Linked DNA regions of Homo sapiens: region 2 is linked to region 1. A link is an interaction called in ENCODE POLR2A ChIA-PET data of the cell type or tissue named here. Cell type or tissue: Caco-2. All regions are shown on one strand. Links, peaks and the distances in the headings refer to the core of each region. The heading gives the core; the rest is flanking DNA.

The links. ChIA-PET counts read pairs that join two places held together with the same protein. Peaks named below come from ENCODE experiments on the same cell type or tissue, not always from the same donor. Only the 100,000 strongest peaks of a DNase experiment are listed, where the experiment ranks them.
Region 2: POLR2A ChIA-PET joins it to region 1 with 14 read pairs; 4 of 35 experiments call an interaction of 5 or more read pairs at or near these places.

Annotation. Positions count from the first base shown.
Region 1 is chr18:3,172,817-3,183,100 of GRCh38, reverse strand. MYOM1 (myomesin 1) reads left to right here. Exons shown (of 38, transcript NM_003803.4): 6 at 6,967-7,059; 7 at 8,893-8,981; 8 at 9,101-9,163. Among named protein-coding and RNA genes, the nearest start is that of MYOM1, 42 kb to the left of the region's middle. RefSeq lists enhancers at 4,772-5,161, 5,182-5,301. In Caco-2, for the core only: no CTCF peak of the experiment used is centred there; no DNase peak of the experiment used is centred there.
Region 2 is chr18:2,998,534-3,008,817 of GRCh38, reverse strand. All of the region lies in intron 1 of LPIN2 (lipin 2), which reads left to right. Among named protein-coding and RNA genes, the nearest start is that of LPIN2, 9.5 kb to the left of the region's middle. RefSeq lists enhancers at 4,421-4,938, 8,950-9,872, 9,987-10,086. In Caco-2, for the core only: no CTCF peak of the experiment used is centred there; a DNase peak (open chromatin) is centred at 5,817.

The DNA of each region.
Region 1 (10,284 bases), core at 664-8,663:
AAAATTAGCCGGGTGTGGTGGAGCATGCCTGTAATCCCAGCTACTGGGGAGGCTGAGGCAGGAGAATCGATGGAACGCGGAAGGCGGAGGTTGCGGTGAGCTGAGATCACGCCACTGCACTCCAGGCAGCCTGGGCAACAAGAGCGAAACTCTGTCTCAAAAAAAAAAAAAAAAAAAAAAAAAAAAAGAAGAAAGAAAAGTTAGTTGCAGAGGATGCTGCTGCACCCCTACCGTGAAGCTGGCCATCCTGCAGGAGGACTCTGTCGACATAGAAGGGAAAATACATATGTAGTGAAAAAAATTAAAGTTTTAAAATTTAATAGGGTACATTTATGTAATAACTTGTATAATAAGAGTCTTTCTGTTTAAAGGGGGAAGAAAAAAGCATTTATGTTTGTTTTTGTTTTATTTGCATAATGAAATTCTGGAAGGATATGGAAGAACCCAAGAAAAGCTATTGACCCTGAGGGGGAGCCTTGTCAAAGGGACAAAAGTTCTAGGAAGTTACCAGGAAGGGTTCACTGTGCACCCTTAGTTCTTTCTGGTTCTTGAACCATGTAAACGTATTACCTAGTCAGATTTTAAACATTATGTGAAATAGTGGAGAAGGAAAAAGTTTTCTTTAAAAGGAGAGAATAGTGTTAATTGTATACTTTTTATTATTATTATAATACTTTAAGTTCTAGGGTACATGTGCACAACGTGCAGGTTTGTTACATATGTATACATGTGCCATGTTGGTGTACTGCACCCATCAACTCGTCATTTACATTAGGTATATCTCCCAATGCTATCCCTCCCCCTCCCCTCACCTCATGACAGGCATACTTTTTAAAGAGCAGGATTCATTTGGGTTTCTGGCCTGAAGCCTAGATTGAATTTGTCCATGGAAATCTTGATTGTAGCCTGCAGGAAGATCAGGAAAACTCATTGGAGCAATGTGTTGGTATCAGTGTGTACCTGTCATTCACTCACTCGGCACTCATGTTTTCATATCTATATGTTGGACACTGGACTAGATCCTCAAGCAAAGCATTTATAATACATGTTTAAAATTCTTCAGTTTCAGCCAGGCGCGAGGGCTCACGCCTGTAATCCCAGCTCTTTAGGAGGCCGAGTCGGGCGGATTACCTGAGGTCCAGAGTTCGAGACCAGCCTGGCCAACATGGTGAAACTCCATCTGTACTAAAAGTACAAAAATTAGCCGGGTGTGGTGGCAGGAACCTGTAGTACCAGCTACACAGGAGGCTGAGGCAGGAGAATTGCTTGAATCTGGGAGGTGGAAGTTGCAGTGAGTGAGATCGCACCACTGCGCTACAGCCTGGGGGACAGAGCAAGACCCTGTCTCAAAAAAAAAAAAAAAAAAAATTATTCAGTTTCACCCAAAGGTCGTTGTCAAATAGATACTTAAAGAAATGTGTCATTAAGCCCATTATAATAATTCAAAACCTAGGAATAAAATAGTTACAAAGGCAGAGATTCAGAAAACTCTTCTATTCTCACAAATTATGAGGGTTTGTAAATTTCATAATAGAATCATGCATTGAGTTTATTTTCAAGATTAGAATTATTAATCACATATTCAAATTTAGCAGTTACTACCATATTATCATAGAAAAAACAGCTTATATTTAAAATGGTTAACACAAATTATTTACAATTTACAACAGTTTTCCAACATAAGGATTTGGAGTTTTACTTTGGATTTTTCTTATTTACTTAATTCCAAAATCTATCCCAATGGGATCTCTCTCTCTCTCTCAATCTCTCTCAGATAGTTTTTAAAGTGGGTCTAGAGTGATTTACTCAAAACAGGTTGGATTATAAGCAGCAATCTCATTTGTGGTGAGATTCAGTATATTAAAGATCATCTTTGGCCGGGCGTGGTGGTTCATGCCTGTAATCCCAGCACTTTGGGGGCCGAAGCAGGCAGATCACCTGAGGTCAGGAGTTTGAGACCAGCCTGGCCAACATGGTGAAAGCCCATGTCTACTAAAAATACAAAAAGTAGCTGGACGTGGTGGCACGCTCCTATAGTCCCAGCTACTTGGGAGGCTGAGGCAGGGGAACCACTTGAACCCGGAAGGCGGAGGTTGCAGTGAGCACAGATCGTGCCACTGCTCTTCAGCCTGGGTGACAGAGTAAGTAAGACTCCGTCTCAAAAAAAAAAAAAAAGATCATCTCGGTGTGCATTATTTGTGGGTAGAAAATAATTTTTGTGAAGTCTTTTGCTTGATCATGCTTTACACTGCCAAAGAGCTTTTACTGTGACCCCATACTATAAACTCGGCCCAACATCCAAACTGACATTTGTCTGGGAGAATTGTGTGTTTTACACACATAAAGGAAATGTCACTGGAAAAACTTATAGTATACTGAAAGCTCATTAGCAATTCATAGACATTACATAAAAATGATAAGGGAGATAGTATACATCTGAATATTCACAGGGATTTAAGAAAGCTTTTGATATGTAATCCCAGGGTGTGGATTAACCTCCAAAATTAGCCGATGACTACTCAGCTTGGAATTTCATGTTCTAGAAATAACAAGCTGTGAAGTATATACAGAACAGGCCCCAAATCCTTCTTTTCTTCCCTGACTTAAAGCTAAAGATAGCCAGTCTCAAGTGACTGCAAACCTAAATGCCTCACTGGGTGGAATTCTTTGGAGAATAGAATCAAATACCTTTCTGACTTAATCCTTGACCACCGCTTTAAATGAAGAATTTCTCACATTGGTATCTGGAGCTCCAGAGAAAAGACTACAAGCTCTGCAGTCAAAGTGATGTGTGGTGTGTGTGTATTTTAAACCCATTTCTCTTGCCATGTGGTGATAATAGAAAAGTTGTTAGCTGGGGAAAAGGTATTAGGGTGCTAAATTGAGTAGTAATGGAAAGAAAGGATGGTGAAGCAACTATGGGAGCTGCAAAATAGTTTTTTATTTTATTTTTAAAAATTCATTTTTTACAGTCATGGAGTCTTGCCATGTTACCCAGCTGGTCTCGAACTCCTGGCCTCAAACGATCCTCCTGCTTCAGCCTCCCAAAGTTCTGGGATTACAGGCATGAACTGCCACTGCTGACCTGCAGAATACTTTGTAATGAAAATTTTATAGAGATATGAGCAATACTTTTGATCCGAAGCCGAATTGAGTGTCACTGAGTCATTTGGTCAAACAGCACATGTCACAGCCGTTGGTATCACAGCGCTTTTCTTAGGCAAAGAGGAACCACTGAAAACCCTCCAGCACAAGAAAGAGCAGAGCCAGAGTGAGCTTGAGTCCAGTGTGAAATTACCTAAACCAATTATAGAAGAAGAGCATGCCAATTAACATGTTCTACCCTGTACTTCATCTAAACGGGGAATGCGGGAGATTAGAAGTGGCCAGTGGATTTCTTTTTCCAGGCCATCTCTGATCAGATAGTCCTGTCTGCTCGAGCCATGTTGAGACAGCTGTCTGAAGCTGCTGGCAGGAAATAGCACTGCATCAACTTGCAGGGTCTTCTGTGTTTGGAGAAGGTTATGTTGCTGCACCTGCCACACAGCTGCGATTCTTAAGCCAGTCCCACCCTCTCCATTTCACATCTGAGGGAACTGAGACTGTCAACTTACTTTCTTCGTGTGCATTTATTTAAAATCATCCAACTTTGGGAGGCTGAGGCAGGGGGATCGCTTGAGCCCAGGAATTTGAGACCAACTTGAGCAACATAGTGAGACCTCATCGCTATTTATTTAAAATAAAATCATCCATATCATGACATATATGCTTGTCAGAACTCTGTTCTCTCAGACAAAAAATTATGAAGCTACAATTAATCTATTGCATTACGTGCTAATTCTGTTCAACCAAATTTAACCAATTCTGAGCGCCTGCTGTTTGCCCATGACTCATTCTTCCTCAGGAGTAGGAATAGAAGTAAATGTGGATCAGGCCAGGCACAGTGGCTCATGGCTGTAATCCTAGCATTTTGGGAGGCCGAGGTGGGAGGATTGCTTGAGCCCAGGAGTTTAAGACCAGCATAGGCAACATAGCAAGAGCCTGTCTCTACAAAAAATAGAAAAAATTAGCTGAGTGTGGTGGTGCACACTTGTAGTCCCAGCTACTTGGTAGTCTGAGGTGGGAAGATTGCTCGAGCCTGGGAGGTGGAGGTTGCAGGGAGCTATAATCACACCATTGCACTCCAGCATGGGAGACAGAGCGAGACACTGTCTCAAAAAAAAAAAGTAAATGTGGATCAGACACAATCCCAACCTCAAAGGTTTGGCAACATAATAGAAGAGACACATATCCAACCATAATTTTGATAAATGTTATATTTAGTAACTTGAAGCAAGGAACCCTGATGCAGAGAGGCAGGAACGATTCATACTGTGTCATATTTTAGGGAAGAGTTTATTGAAGAAGTTGCATTTGATCTGAATCTTGAAGGATGAGTTCGGGTTCTGTTATATGGAGGAGAGTGTTTGTTTGTTTTAAGTGTAGAAAATGAATAACGTGCTTTAGGGACGGAGGGGTGTATGTGTATGTGAGAGAGAGAGCTGGGGAAAGGAAGGAGCTGACTGAAGCCAGTATTCTTCCTTCCTCTCCCTTTCCATCATGTTCCCTACTCCCAAACCTCCTTATGATCGTGTCCACAAGTCTGAAGAAATGAAATGCAGACAGAACAATTGGAAAATGGAAGCATCATGTGGGTCAGCAGCCAGGCTGCCGGTTCAAATCCCTCCTCTGCTGTTCCTGGCTGTGTGACTGGGCAAGTTCCTGAAACCCCCATGCCTTGGTTTCTTCATCTGGAAAATGAGGTTAAAAACAGCACTATCTCATACGGTGGTTGTGAGAACTGAACTTACCAATGTATGCATAAAGCGCTTAGAGCATTGCCTGGCTCATAGTCAATTCTCTGTGTCAGCTATGTTAATCAGGGTTATTGACGTCATCTGTGCGTGCGAAGTGGGCTGTCTGAAAGGGAAACAAGTGAAACCCAGTTCCTCTTTTGGGCAGAAAATGGTTTAAGTAGAAAAGCCTGGTCCAGCACCATAGCCACTGGCTACTGAGAACATGAGGAAGTGGTGAAGAATCCAGGCGCCACGTACAGACCCAGAAGACAGGGTCCCAGGGAGAGGCCCGCCTGCGTAGTCCACTCTCCGAGGGCTGTGAGGCTTAACCAGATATGGAACAGTCAGAAAAAGGGAGGCTTTCAGCTCTTACTTGTCAGAAGTTTCCTTTCATGATTTATATTATAAATTCTTCCAAGGCAAGAGCCATGTTTGTTTATGACATTGAATAAAACACTTAAATATAATGATCGTTCAATACAATGATATTGCAGGCCGAGCATAGTGGCTCACACCTGTAATCCCAGCACTTTGGGAGGTCAAGGCAGGTGGATGACCTGAGGTCAGGGGTTCGAGATCAGCCTGACCAACATGGTGAAACCCCATCTGTACTAAAAATACAAAAAACTAGCCAGGCGTAGTGGCCGGTGCCTGTAATCCCAGCTACTGGGGAGGCTGAGGCAGGAGAATCACTTGAACCCGGGAGGTGGAGTTTGCAGTGAGCCAAGATGATGCCATTGCACTCCAGCCTGGGCAACAAGAGTGAAACTCTGTCTCAAATAATAATAATAATAATAATAATAATAATAATAATAATAATGATATTGCTTCTAACAACATGCAAGAATGTTAGCAGGAAGAATGTTTTGCTCTCATCCTACACAGATAGCCAGCAATAAAACCCCCAACAGAAAGCCTTCCTCTCTGTTACATCAATAGTGGTCAACTTTTTAAAAAGCTTATTTATGTATTTATTTGTTTTATTTATTTTTAAAAAGCTTATTTGTTTGTTTGTTTTATTTATTTTAAGACACGGTCTCACTCTGTTGCCCAGGCTGGAGTGCAGTGGTGCGATCATAGCTCACTGCAGCCTCAGCCTCTCAGGCTCAAGCTATTCTCCCACTGCAGCCTCCAAAGTAGTTGGGACTACAGGTTTACACTCAGCTAATTTTTTGTAGTTTTTGTAGATTCAGGGTCTTGCTTATTGCCCAGGCTGGTCACAAACTCCTGGCCTCAAGTGATTCTTCCACTTCAGCCTCCCAAAGTGCTGGGATTACAGGAATTACATGCATAAGCCACCATGCCTGGCCTAAAACCTTTTAAATTATAATATAACATGCACACAAAAAGTGTGCATATTATATACTGCAAATTTTTTTTTTTCGAGATGGAGTCTCACTCCGTCGCCCAGGCTGGAGTGCAGTGGCACAATCTCAGCTCACTGCAACCTCCGCCTCCTGGGTTCAAACAATTCTTGTGCCTGAGCCTCCTGAGTAGCTGGGATTACAGGTGTGTGCTACCATGCCTGGCTAATTTTTAGTATTACTAGTAGAGATGGTATTTCACCACGTTGGCCAGGCTGGTCTCAAACTCCTGACCTCAAGTGATTTGCCCGCCTCGGCTTCCCAAAGACTGCACACTTTTACAAATGAATTGCTTTAGTGAATTTTTGTAGATTGCACACACCCATGTAACTGACACCCAAATCAATAAACATTATTGACACCCAAGAAGCCTCCTTCTTGCGTCCCAACACACTACTGATTTCTAGTAGCATTAATTAGTTTTTTGTTTTTGTATTCTATATAAAAGCAATCATTCTGCTGTGCACTGTTTTGTAACTGGCTTTTTTCGGTAACTATGTTACATGATATTCAGCCATATTGCTGTGAATCGTCAACATTTTTCATGTAAGTTTATAGAGGAGGGGAAAGCACTTCATCAAGAAGTGTGATGTATTGCTGGTGCACTTCACGTAAGCCAATATGATTTACATTTATTTAATCGATGCTGCTGCTACCCTCAGTGCCCTGTTTACAGATGTTCCTGCAAGAACAAGAATTGTGTGTGTGTTTAATCATGAAGTTGTTTACACTTCAACTTACTTCATTTTGTTTCCATTCTGTTATAGGTATAAAAACCAGGTGCCAATAAATGTCCATGCAAACCCTGGAAAGTATATTATTGAGAGTCGATATGGGATGCACACTCTGGAGATTAATGGGTAAGAGAACATTAGTGTCCATGTGTTGCTCACCATTGCTCAGGGAGGCTTCTCACCCCTGCAGTTAACAGCCACTCTCCCCACTTCATCCCAATGCTGTGTGATCACACTGAGGGACATTCGTATACGGTGCTTCTCTGGGTGCACACCTGAAAGTGATATGTATGACTGATCCTTACCATACCCACACTACCTCCCAAAGTGATTTTATATTTGGATTCGGTCAAAGATGATGAGAAAAAAACCAATTTGCATGTTTTTATTTATCTTTTTATATACTTGGGAATTTTTCTTAGATGTAAGTAAGAAAAATATGTTGCATAAAGAGGCATTTATATTCAGTAATCATTTCAGAGTCCCAAATCAATATCATCATCACAGTCTCTTGTTTTTAATAACTAAAGGCCATGGAGATCCGGGTAGGTGGCATTGAATGTGGGCTAAACTTGGAGATAATGTTCTTTCCTTCAGCTTGCCAGGAACCATGGGAAAGTATGCACTCTGTCAATCTGTGTATGTGAAGCAGGCTAGACATTGAGATGTTTGAGCTTAAAGTAAAATCCAAAGCAAAATTTGAAAACGAAACCTACATCAAAATTCCTAAGTTCCCAAATGTTTATTTTGCCTCCCAAGATGATTTTGAAATTCAAACCTAATTAGGTCAATGAAAAGCTAAACAAGTTCCCAGAATTTTCAGTTTAGATAAAACCATGATGTGCCTAAGTGTCAAGGTGAAATTTATACCATTCATTCTCAGGAGACTTATAGCCTTCTCCTCAGATCAGAGGAGTTGGCCAAATGATGCTAGGACCCTGTGCCATTTGCCAGGCACTGACCCTGACCCAAAGTCAGGTCAGTTCTGCCAGTGGGTGGTTCTGCTAAAGCAACAGTGAGCTATGTGGTTACTTTCAAAATTAAGTAGTTATGAGAAGGGCAACTGTGTTTGCCTTGCTGGGGTTCTATTGATGTCTGTAAAATTTCAGCAAGAAAAAAAATTTACACAAATGAAACTAAACCCCGAGAAACAATGAAGAACACGAGAAACTGGTAATGATAAGACATAAAACAACCTGCTTTGAAACCTTAGCCTCTTCATCTCTCCATGAAACCATTCTCTCCCTAATGGTCCATTTTTATAAGAATTCCAGTTTCTGTATTATAACTTAGAAGAACATCCAAATGGCGCTTCTTGTGTGCTGTGAGCTGAAATTCCAAGTATGGCCTGAACCTTAGTGGAAATGAAGTGTAAATAACTTAGATGAGCTTTGAAGCTAGAACACATAGACCAACGTGGCTCAGGGAGGTTGTGGGAATCTACACGGAGGGACTGCTTCTTTCTCTTCCCTATTTCCTGGTTGCCCCCAGACTGAAACCCACCACAAGGGCAGGACAGCAGGAAAGCCACGCCCTCCAGTGTGCCTCTGGGTAGTTACTTGCTACAAAGGTACACGCCTGCACATTTTCTCCTCCCAATGCAACTTTAGACAAGTAAGCGGATCACAATGCTGTTCACTCTATAATTTATGTGCCTAGCACTTGGTTGACTTTTTTTTTTGACATTTTAAATGAACCCAGGCTAGGGTCACAGTGAACTATAGGTGTTCTCTCCCCAGTCTATGCTGCTGGCATGAAACTGCAGTAGATCACTTGGACTAGGTAATATCCCACAGGTAGCTAGATCAGAGACAAATAGCTGTACCAGGAGAACCAAAGAGCCATGTGTTAGCCACTGATTTGCAGGGGGCTGTGATAGCAAAGAGTTCCTTGATAGAACAGCTAGTAATTACAAGGATTGTCACTACGATGGATATTCATTTCCGTCTGTTCTTTCAGATGTGATTTTGAAGATACAGCTCAGTACCGGGCCTCGGCGATGAATGTTAAAGGAGAGCTTTCGGCATATGCTTCAGTTGTGGTAAAAAGTAGGTTTGCTAGATTTGTTTTCTTCAAAGTGTGTGTGTGTTTTTAAAAATTTCTTCCCATGGTTTTAAAATAAATCGATCACAAAGCAGTTCACATGCGTTTCTGTTTTCTTCTCTAGGGTATAAGGGAGAGTTTGATGAGACTCGCTTCCACGCTGGGGCTTCCACCATGCCCCTCAGCTGTAAGTTTAAAAACACATTTACTAAGTGTCACCTCTATGTAAAATATGGCATAATAAGTTAGCCCATAATGCTGAAATAAATGCATACTATATATAACATAGTATATGCTAGGTTGGATGTAGTAGGTACCTGTGGTTATTTTATTTACTTATTTTTTTAGATTTTTTGGTTACTGTTCTCTTTCTGAATCGAATTGCTTTGTGCTGGTTTTATGAAAGCCCAGATATGATGGGCTAAAAATAGCAAATGTTTTTACATCTTTCTGGGTTAAACTGCGAAAGATCATTATGCAAACCTGGGCAGAACGACTTAACCAAACACACACACACACACACACACACACACACACACACACACACACACGAGTCTGGACTATATCAAAGCGCTCTTTCTCACCCTTAAATATCCAGATGGGCATCACTTCCTTGAGAAAGCAGGTCTGACCCCCACTGCCGCCCCTACACCCTACCCAGTCAGGGTTAGGTGTCCTGGGTGAGGCCATGGCACCTCATCGGAGCGTCAGTGAGGCTGTACACTGTTACCTGTTGTGTGTCAGTCTCTCTCACTGGTCCATGAGCCACTTGAAGGCAAGGTTGGGCCTGCCACAGAGTGGGTATTCAATAATGAAATGAATAAATAAATGCATTAAGTTATAAAGTACAATCTAAAATGAAGTCTAAATATGATTAAATAAAAACCTATTAAAAATATTCTGGTCAGTAGTAATTTACAAATTTGTGAATGTCAGTCATTTCATTTACATCAGAACTTCTATTTATGAGAAGCAATAAAAGTAAAATCTTTATGGTTGTTGAAATAATTATATACTTACAGTGGTCAGACTAAAAAAGGTAGTCAAGCCCTAATTTGGTTTTCAAACATTAAAAAATTAGTGGTAGTTTTGAAAATGGCTGATAGCAGTTTTTCACCTGGCTGGTTAGCTTGATGTCTGTGGCTGACCTGCTCCACTGATTTCATGGAATGGCTTCTCGTTTAATATCCCAAGTTGTGATCACTGGCATCAGCCCCATGGGTGAGAAGGGATGACTGGTAGAGCAACAGAGAAGCACATCCCGAATCATGTTCTTCTCCCATCTCTTGATTTATGTTGAGATAGAAT
Region 2 (10,284 bases), core at 903-8,902, 170 kb after region 1:
ATGGCTTCAGCCAAGGAGTTGAGGCTGCAGTGAGCCATGTTCACGCCACTGCTGGATGACACAGTAGAACCCTGAGTCTGAATAAATAAATACATGAGTAAGTGGGAAGGAGGGAAGGAAGGAAGGATCTAGGTTTAAAAATTATTTGGCTTTGGTGGTTATGACTAAGCTGTATTAGATGAAGGGAGGAGCTAAAGATGGGGAAAGCATCCTTCGGAAACTTTAAAGTTGGAACTGGTAATTTTACTCCGCAAAAAATATATGGTACAAAGTAACTTTGTTAGTGACAGATTGAATTTCTGCATTTACCTATTTCTGAAATAAAATGAAAGGGATAAATGACCTTAGAATATTGATTTAAACTTCTATTTTATTTGAGACAAGGTCTCACTTGGTCACCCAGGCTGGAGTGCAGTGGTGCAATCTCGGCTCACTGCAGCCTCCGCTTCTAGGGCTCAAGCGATCCTCCCACCTCGGACTCCCGAGTAGCTGGGACCACAGGGAGGTGCCACCGTGCCCAGCTAATTTTTGTACTTTTCTGTAGGACAAGGTATCATCATGTTGCCCAGGCTGGTCTCGAACTCCTGGACTCAAGTGATCCACCCACCTTGGCCTCCGAAAGTGTTGGGATTACAGGTGTGAGCCACTGTGCCCAGCCTAAGCATCCGTTTTTAAATTTAAAATAAGATGGTCTCTTTTTATAAAAGGAATCATAATTATAAACAAAAAGTTCATTGGTTAGTATGGGATTGCAGTTTGCCTAGAAGACGTTTTATATACCCCTGACTAAACAGTAGAATTGTATGCTGACCAAGATCGTCCTCATCTATTCAGTGCATTATGATATGACATTTATGGTTCCTGGCAAGATAGGTATGTTCAGCTGCACTGGAGACATGGCTTTAAACTTATTCGGAAAGGGAGGTGTCCAGAATGCAAACAGCTCTTAAAAAGTATTTGGAAATAATTTATTCAATATAAGGTCATCTGATCATTTGATTATATGTTTTGAATTGCCCTCCGGTATGTGCCAGCAAAACCATCAGATCGTTAATATGAATTAGAAGCTCTGATTTGGAGCTGCTTGAATTGTTATGGATATTTTTCCTCACAGTTGAGTCTATAAACTTGTGGTGTTTGTAAAACAATGTGCTTTTCTTATGAGCCAACATAAGTTAAGGAATGTTTGGGCTTAGTTGAAGCATTATAGGGGATATAATATATCTTTTGTTTGTTTTAGGAGGCTGTGTTATTTTTTTCTTTGTAAACACTGAGAGACGTCTGTCCACATATTACATTTCTTTAAACTCTTTTAACAGTATTTTTTAAAATTAATAATAGGTACCTGGATAGGTGTGGTGGCTTACGCCTGTAATCCCAGCACTTTGGGAGGCCCAGGCGGGCGGATCACGAGGTCAGGAGATCGAGACCATCCTGGCTAACACAGTGAAACCCCGTCTCTACTAAAAATACAAAAAATTAGCCAGACGTGGTGGGGGGCACCTGTAGTCCCAGCTACTCTGGAGGCTGAGGCAGGGGAATGGCATGAACCTGGGAGGCGGAGCTTGCAGTGAGCCAAGATAGCACCACTGCACTACAGCCCTGGGCGACAGAGCAAGACTCCATCTCAAAAAAGATAAATAAAAATAAATAACTAACTAAATATAATAGGTACCTATTTGACATAGCTGTAATGTCAATTTACATATGAACTATTCGAGAATAAGAGTTATTTAGAGAAATACTACTTGAGAGAGAGATAAAGCTTTGTTTTTGTTATTTAAAATGTTAAACAAATGCTGTTTTTTTTTTTTTAAAGAGACAAGGTCTCACTTTGTCACTGAGGCTGGAGTGCAGTGGGGCTATCTCAGCTCACTGCAGCCTTGACCTCCCCAGCCCAAGCAATCCTCCTACCTCAGCCTCCCCAGTAGCTGGGACTACAGGCCTGCGCCACCATGCTTGGCTACTTTTTTTTTTTTTTGAGACAGAGTCTCGTTCTGTCGCCCAGGCTGGAGTGCAGCGGCGCGATCTCTGCTCACTGCAAGCTCCGCCTCCCGGGTTCATGCCATTCTCCTGCCTCAGCCTCCTGAGTAGCTGGGACTACAGGCTCCCGCCACCACGCCTGGCTAATTTTTTGTATTTTTAGTAGAGACGGGGTTTCACCGTGTTAGCCAGGGTGGTCTCGATCTCCTGATCTTGTGACCTCCCTGCCTCGGCCTCCCAAAGTGTTGGGATTACAGGCTTGAGCCGCTGCGCCCGGCCCATGCTTGGCTAATTTTTGTATTTTTTTGTAGAGACCAGGCTTCACTATGTTGCCCAGGCTGGTCTCGAACTCCTGGGCTCAAGTGATCTGCCAGCTGTCCTGGGATTACAGGTGTGAGCCACTGTGCCCGGTCAACAAATGCTTTGTAAGAAAGGACTGATCTTCTGTTGCAGGATTTTCTAACTGGCTTAGCTGTTAAAAATAACTTACCTAGGTAGCATTATTTGAAATATAGAAATTTGGCATTTTGGGGTCTTTAATATCTAGTCTATCCACTGACATTCTTAGTCTGTTGTAAAGTGGTGCTGATGCCTTCTACTTAGGAACACTAGGTATTTCGAGGAGGTGTTTAATATTTGTAAAAGATTATCATTATTACAGTTATCTTATTGAACAACTTCTTTAGGCATTTTGCTAAGTTTTTTACGTAAAGTATCTCTCTTAAGTCACAACCACTGTACAAAGTACAGATAATAATGCTGTTTTCTAGGTGAGAACCCTGAAGCTGAAAGAGATTTGCCAGAGGCCACAGCCATGTGGTAGCGATGACCTGCCTCCCCACATTGCCTTGTTCCTATGCTGCCCCACTGCCCAAGGACTCTGACAGTTCCTGTGCATTGCTTTATCATCCCTAAGTCAATTTTAGCGTTTTGTTTTTACTTCATTATGATTATTGTTGTTCATTGTTATTTATAGCGATGAGGTCTTGCTGTGTTGCCCAGGTTGGTCTCAAACTTCTGGGCCCAAGCAGTCTTCCCGTTTCTACCTCCCAAAGTGCTGGGATTGCTGAGTTGGGCCACCACACCTGGCCGTTGTTGTTACGTTTATTAGGTAGAACTGGATAAGCTGTGTGTGTGTGTGTGTGTGTGTGTGTGTGTAAGATAGTGTCTTGCTCTGTTGTCCAGGCTGGAGTACAGTGGCACGATTTCAGCTCACTGCAGCCTGGACCTGCTGGGATCAAGCAATCCTCTTGCCTGTGCCTCCTGAGTAGCTGGGACCACAGGCATGTGCCACCATCCCCGGTTAATTTTGGTTTTAATAGACATAAGGGTCTTGCTATATCAGCTGAGGAAGATCTGAAACTTCTGGGCTCAAGCGATCCTCCCACCTCAGCCTCCCAAAGTGCTGAGGGGGTTACAGGCATGAGCCACTGTGCCCTGCCGAGACACTTTTCTTTTCTTTTTCTTTTTCTTTTTTTTTTTTGAGACGGAGTCTTGCTCTGTCACCCAGGCAGGAGTGCAGTGATGCACGATCTTGGCTCGCTGCAGCCTCTACCTCCTGGGTTTAAACGATTCTCCTGCCTTGGCTTCCCTAGTAGCTGGGATTACAGGCACCTGCCACCAAACGCTGCTAATTTTTGTATTTTTAGTAGAGACAGGGTTTCACCATGTTGGCCAGGCTGGTCTCAAACTCCTGACCTCAAGTGATCCACCGACCTTGGCCTCCCAAAGTGCTGGGATTACAAGTATGAGCCACCGCACCTGGCTGAAGCTTTTCTTTATAGATGTCAGCATCTATAAATTGGTAACAGAGAGATAGCACCTACTTTATAGGAGTGTGGGTTTCTCTGGGTTATTTATGTTTTCAAAGGCAATTGTGTCAAGGAGAGAAATACCAGCCGGGAAGATGGGGAGGTGATGTGGCCCTACCATGCCTACTTGGTGCACTTTGGAATGAGTTGGACAAGGTAAACCTGATGTTCTTTGGCCTGTGTTTCACAGCATGAGCATATCGCTGGGCTGAGACTGGATGGAATGTCTAAGCTGTATTTCTCATACAACATGATCCCTAAAACAACCTAAATATTGCTCTCGGGCTCATCCTGATAGGAAGGTGACTAAAGGTGTTGGGGAGGAGGAAATGGGCTCAGTGGGACTATGTGAGACGTGGTATGTCAGTATCCAACATGGTGCCTTCTTCAAGGATTTTCCCTCGTAATTTTGACGGTTCCTGATTTGAGTAAGTGTACACTGTGACTCCTGGGTTACATGGCACTGGACTGTGAGTAGAAGGATCCTTAAGTTAAACAGTTTCAGAGCTGAATAGAGCTTCCAGTCTTTTATTCTGTTCAGTATCGGGGGAACCAGCCCCCAATATTTTAATATAGGTTCTTTCTGTTTTCCCTAAGTGTTGGCCGGTCTGAGAAATAGACAGAGTACAAAGAGAGGAATTTCACAGCTGGGCCTCTGGGGGTGACATCACATATTGGTAGGACCGTAATGATGACCCCGAGCCCCAAACCAGCAAGTTTTTATTAGGGATTTTAAAAGGGGAGGGGGTGTATGAACAGGGAGTAGGTCACAAGGATCCCATGCTTCAAAGGGCAATAAGATCACAAGGCAAAGGCAAAATTAGAATTACTGATGAGGGTCTATGTCCTGCTGTGCACATATTGTCTTGATAAACATCTTAACAGGAAACAGGGTTCAAGAGCAGAGAACCAGTCTGACTAGAATTTACCAGGCTGGAATTTCCCAATCCTAGTAAGCCTGAGGGTACTGTAGGAGACCAGGGCGTATTTCAGTCCTTATCTCAACTGCATAAGACAATCCCAGAGCGGCCGTTAATAGACCTCCCCCCAGGAATGCATTCCTTCCACACGGTATCAATTATTAATATTCCTTGCTGGGAAAAGAATTCAGCGATATCTCTCCTACTTACACGTTCATTTATAGGCTCTCTGCAAGAAGAAAAATATGGCTGTATTCTGCCCGACCCCGCAGGCAGTCAGACCTTATGGTTATCTTCCATTGTTCCCTGAAAATTGCTGTTATTCTGTTCTTTTCAGGGTACAGTGATTTCATATTGTTCAAACACACGTTTTACAATCAGTTTGTACAGTAGTGGTCCTGAGGTGACGTACATTCTCAGCTTATGAAGATAACGTGATTAAGAGATTAAAGTAAAAACAGACATAAGAAATTATAAGATGATTATTAGGGAAGTGACAAAAGTCCATGAAATCTTCACAATTTATGTTCAGAGACTGCAGTAAAGACAGGCTTAAGAAGTTATAAAGGTATTAATTTTGGGAACTGATAAATGTCCATGAAATCTTCACAATTTATGTTCTTCTGCCTCGGCTCCTGCTGGTCCCTCTGTTTAGGGTCCCTGACTTCCTGCAACAGTTCAGAAATCCAGGTCCCATCACATTGTTGGTAGCCAGTGGAAACCCCTAATACAAGTGAGTATCTGAATTCTTTTTGAGCAGATCTGTCTTTTGAACTAGTGCTTTCTTCACTGTATCATTTGACTCACTTGGTAACTACATCTGCAGATGAGCTCCCCGCTAATGGAGTTTTAGTGGTGCTTTACTTAGTGTAATTGAATAAATGAATGATACATCAGCTCTGATGAAGAACCTTTCATTAAATAGAAATATACTCATAGACCTTTGGGAATTCCCAAATTCATGAATATACTTTTGATGTATCATTTACTCAGTTGTCTCTTTTGTAATAGGGAGATAACAATACCTACTTGACAGGCTGGTTCTGAGGATTAAATGAGGTCATATGTTAAACTGGAGCCCGCATCCACCTCTAGGTCTTACTAGGCCAGAGAAGCCAGTGTTGAGAGAGTCATAGGACAAAGGGCGAAAGGTGAATGAATGAACATTCCTCTTGTCCCGAAGTAGCTGATAGTGTCATAGAGGAATCAAGTAGGTCTGCTTCTGCGTAAAGCAGGGTTTTATGAATCAGGGACAGGGAGGGACTTAGAAGGGAGTACTGCTTGAGCGATTGTGGGAAAGTCTGAGGAACTGTCTTGGAGTTAGCTCTGGGCTTATATTTTTAATGTGAGAATTTACTGTTTAGTTAAAAGCTTGTTTTTATCTCAAAGAAAAACATTGTTTAATGTGTTTGCTTAGAATTTCTTTCTTGACCCAGAAAGAAATTTCTTTATTCTCATAGTGCCAAAGTTAGAAATCTTGTATACAAATGTTATGCACAACATGTGTTTATAAATGTAATCCTTAAGATTTTTCCATCATTTCATCTATGGCTGCATGAATTTTGTTAATGTGTGGGCCTGTAGGAGGGACCTTATCTTTGTGTTTAGAATGGGACGTCTAGAAAGCACAGTTGTCTATACCTAGTGTATTGCAGGTGAGCGTTTGACTAAAATTTAAAAATCTGCTGATTAGTTCATAAGGCCTCTAATGTTTTTCTATAAGCTTGAATAATTGATTTTCATTAGAATGGACACTAATTTTCTTAGCTTATAAAACTACATGAAATGTTATTCTCTGCCAGTTGAAAAACGTAGGTACTGGTATACCTATGTTGTTATGGTGGGTTTTTTTTTTTTTTTTTTTTTTGGTCTTTTGAAGGTCATCCTTTTAAATGCTGGCTGAATCTTTCAGTGCTATCCTTGTCATCAAATGGAAATGGACCTTCCCCCTGTAAGTGTGGTATCTTCATGACAGTCAAGAAATAGGACTTTTGTTTTAGGACATCTCCCTGTCCCAAGTGAATTAACTAGATAACTTTGTTGTATTTAAATTTCCTGGTTTGTTTGTTTTGTCTTACTAATGAGACATACCTACAGGTCAGATGGACCATAGGTGCTGATCCTGAGAGTTGGAAAGGAACTTTTCCTAATTAAAAGCAAAACAAAAAAAGCCTTACAATGCTTATATTTGCTTGGTGTTCCTATTTTCCTTCCCTTAAGTAGTTTTCATTTCTGTAAATGTGATTCTTATTCATTAGGCTATATCACATAATAGTTCTATTTATCTTTTAAAATCTTAAGTATTTATTTTTATATGTAATTTAAACATTTAAGTACATAGTACTGTGAGGTTTATTATGAAAAACCCCAGTTCTCTTTCTCACAGCTGATTACTGCTCCCTAGCAAAAGCCCCTTTCATTTCTTTTCTGTGCTTGTGGGATTTGATTCCATGCTTGTATGCATACACTACTGTAGCTTGTTTTTTTCATTTTAGACCTTCTCTATTGATTTCCTACGCTGCAAGATGAAGGTTCATCTCTTATATAACCCTCCTCTCACACGCACAATTCTTTATACTAAGCTCTCAATACCATTTTCTAATTTTCTTAATATTCATTGTTTATATTTTCATGGCTAAATATTGCTTACAGCTGAGCATATGCAGTGATTTTTATTTCTTTGCCAGTTCAAATTTTTCTTTTCTCTGGAGTCAACAATTATTTTATTGGTTTACATTTCTTAGTACCAGTCACAAATTCAGGCCCCCAGTTTCTGATAGGACTACAGAACTCTGCAGTCAACACCTCACTCATCCTGAATCCCAGTAATTTTCTGTGTTGGATTCTGAGTCCTGGATTACACATTGTCTTCTCTCTTGGCATGCCTCCTCATTTTGATGGAGCACATCCTCTAGCAGCTTTTTGAGAAAGGGTTTACAGGGAGGAAATTCTTTGAGAGCTTACGTGTCTGAAAATGTCTTTATTTGAGCCTCCTACCCAACTGATAGGCTAGCTATAGAATGCTAGAATGGAAATAGTTTTCCTTTAGAATTGTTACTTTTGAGAAGTTACCTTTTTTTGAGAAGTCTCAAGTCTTTTTAATTTCTCTCTCTCTCCCTCCCTCTCCCCCCTCTTTTTCCCCATTTTCCTATCCTTTCCCCCCTACCCATTTTTTTTAGCACCTTTCTTTGTTTCTTTTTAAAGTATCTCATTACCATCTCTTGATGAAGCACCTTGGTTTGGGATTTGCCATCTCAGTTTTTGGACGAGACACAGTCTCTTAGGAGGGAACACGGGAAGTACCCACCTTACCTGGCTTCACAGTGAATCCTTACCCCTGGCCTTGTTTCGTTACTTAGACCTGGCTAGCAGGCCCTATGTCACCAGAGTCTCCGCAGGCCAGAGGGCATAAAAACACCCAGAGACTGTAGTGGGTATTTATCAATCCTGGTGAGGCCTCTCCCCACAGGTAGAATCATCTGTAGCTGTGTACACTCATGATGTTGGGGAAGTAGCTGGCACTACGTGCCGTACATCTGATGGAGGGCATGGTGTGTATCCTGCTTTGTGTAGTCGTGCCCATATGGTGATTTTGGAATCCTTTGTGTAGCCTTTAACGTTGTCTATTATTAGCATGTTTCTGTCGTGACTGCCATAGGTGGAGCCCACAACAGTGCAGGTGTTTCTTTATCCTTTGAGCTGGGCACCTGGTGGGAACTTTCAATTTGGAAAATCATGTTTCTGACGCCAGGAAATTTCTTGTATGATTTATTTGATAATATCCAACTCCTGCCTTTCCCTACCTTTTTTTCCTCTCCTGTTTCTGTACTTTAAAAAGTCTACAAGTCAGATATTGGGGCCATTTTGGATTGATGCTCTGATATTCATCTTTTTCCTCCTTTTGCCCATTCCTTTATCCTTGTTGGATTTACTGGGAGATCTGCTTTCTACATTTTCTCCTTCTCCTCCTCCTCCTCCTCCTCCTTCTTCCCCTCCTTCCCCTCTTTCCCCTCTTCCTCCTTCTCCTCTTCCTCCTCCTCCTCCTCTTCTTCTTTTTAAAAGAAAAAAAAAAACAAAACAGAGATAGGGTCTCACTAATGTTGCCCAAGTTGGTCTTGAACTTCCAGCCTTAAGTGATCCTCCCACCTCAGCCTCCTGAAGTGCTGGGATTACAGGTGAGACCCACCGTGCCTGGCTATTTTTTAATTTTTGTAGAGACAGGGTCTTGCTGTGTTTCCCAGGCTGGTATTTATTCTCCAACCCTTCTATAGAATGTCTTAATTTTACAATTGTGTGTTAATTTCCAAGAGCGCTTTCTCATTCTTGGATGTTTATTTTTATTAGCGTCCTCTCCTAGCTGCTGGTGGGTTGCTGGCAGCCTTTGGCGTTCCTTGGCTTGCAGATGCATCACCCCAATCTCTGCCTTTATATTCACATGGCGTTCTTCTGTGTGCATGTCTGTCTCTCTGTCCAGATTTCCTCTTTTTTTTTTTTCTTTTTGAGACGGAGTTTCTCTCTGTCACCCAGGCTGGAGTGCAGTGGCGTGATCTTGGCTCACTGCAAGCTCCGCCTCCCGGGCCATGCCATTCTCCTGCCTCAGCCTCCTGAGTAGCTGGGACTACAGGCGCCTGCAACCGCGCCCGGCTAATTTTTTTTTTTTTTTGTATTTTTAGTAGAGACGGGGTTTCACCATGTTAGCCAGAATGGTCTCGATCTCCTGACCTCGTGATCCGCCCGCTTTGGCCTCCCAGAGTGCTGGGATTACAGGCGTGGGCCACGGCGCCTGGACCAGATTTCCTCTTTTTATAAGGACATCAGTCCTACTGGATTAGGGCCAGCCTTAATGACCTCGTTTTAACTTGAATACCTCTGTAAAGATCCCCTTTCCAAATAAGGTCACATTCTGAGCTACCAGAGGTTAGGAGTTCAGCGTTTCTTTTTTGGAGGATATACTTCAACCCAAACAGTGGGTTTTGAGAGTGGGGATAACACATGTGACATCCTCTGGGTTTAACAGGATGTCTAGTTAGAGCAATATTTTTAAAGATGCTTTTAGTTACACCTATCTTCACTAATGATCAGAAAGAAACTCTTAGGAAGTAATTTTTAGATTACAACTGGAGATTTTTGTTCAGACTTGTGACTGCCAAAATTTCTGCATGTTCCTGAATGTTTAATGACAGTATCTGAGTTGTCTCATTTTCACTCTTGGTTTGTTTCTAAAGTCATTTGAAGGTTGGCAAAATGACTAAAGAAAGAACAGCAGTAGTGTCTTATGAGAAAGTAAACCGTATCTATATCCTGGCATAGTTTCGTGAACATGTTAGCCAGGTTCTCATCATGCTCTGTCCCTCCATGTTATACTCTATTTCTTTTTTCAGATATGAGCCTTCTTGGAGCTTTGTTGCTTAAAAAAAAATCTGTCATGTATTTTCCTGTTCTGGGCTCTACAACGCTTTTCTTTCCTTAAAAGTGGCTCTTCCTGCTCTTCCTCCCTCTCTTCAGGGAGCAGCACCCTCTTTTATTTCCTTTATAATAGTTGTCCCAGCCTAACATATGTTGTTGTTGTT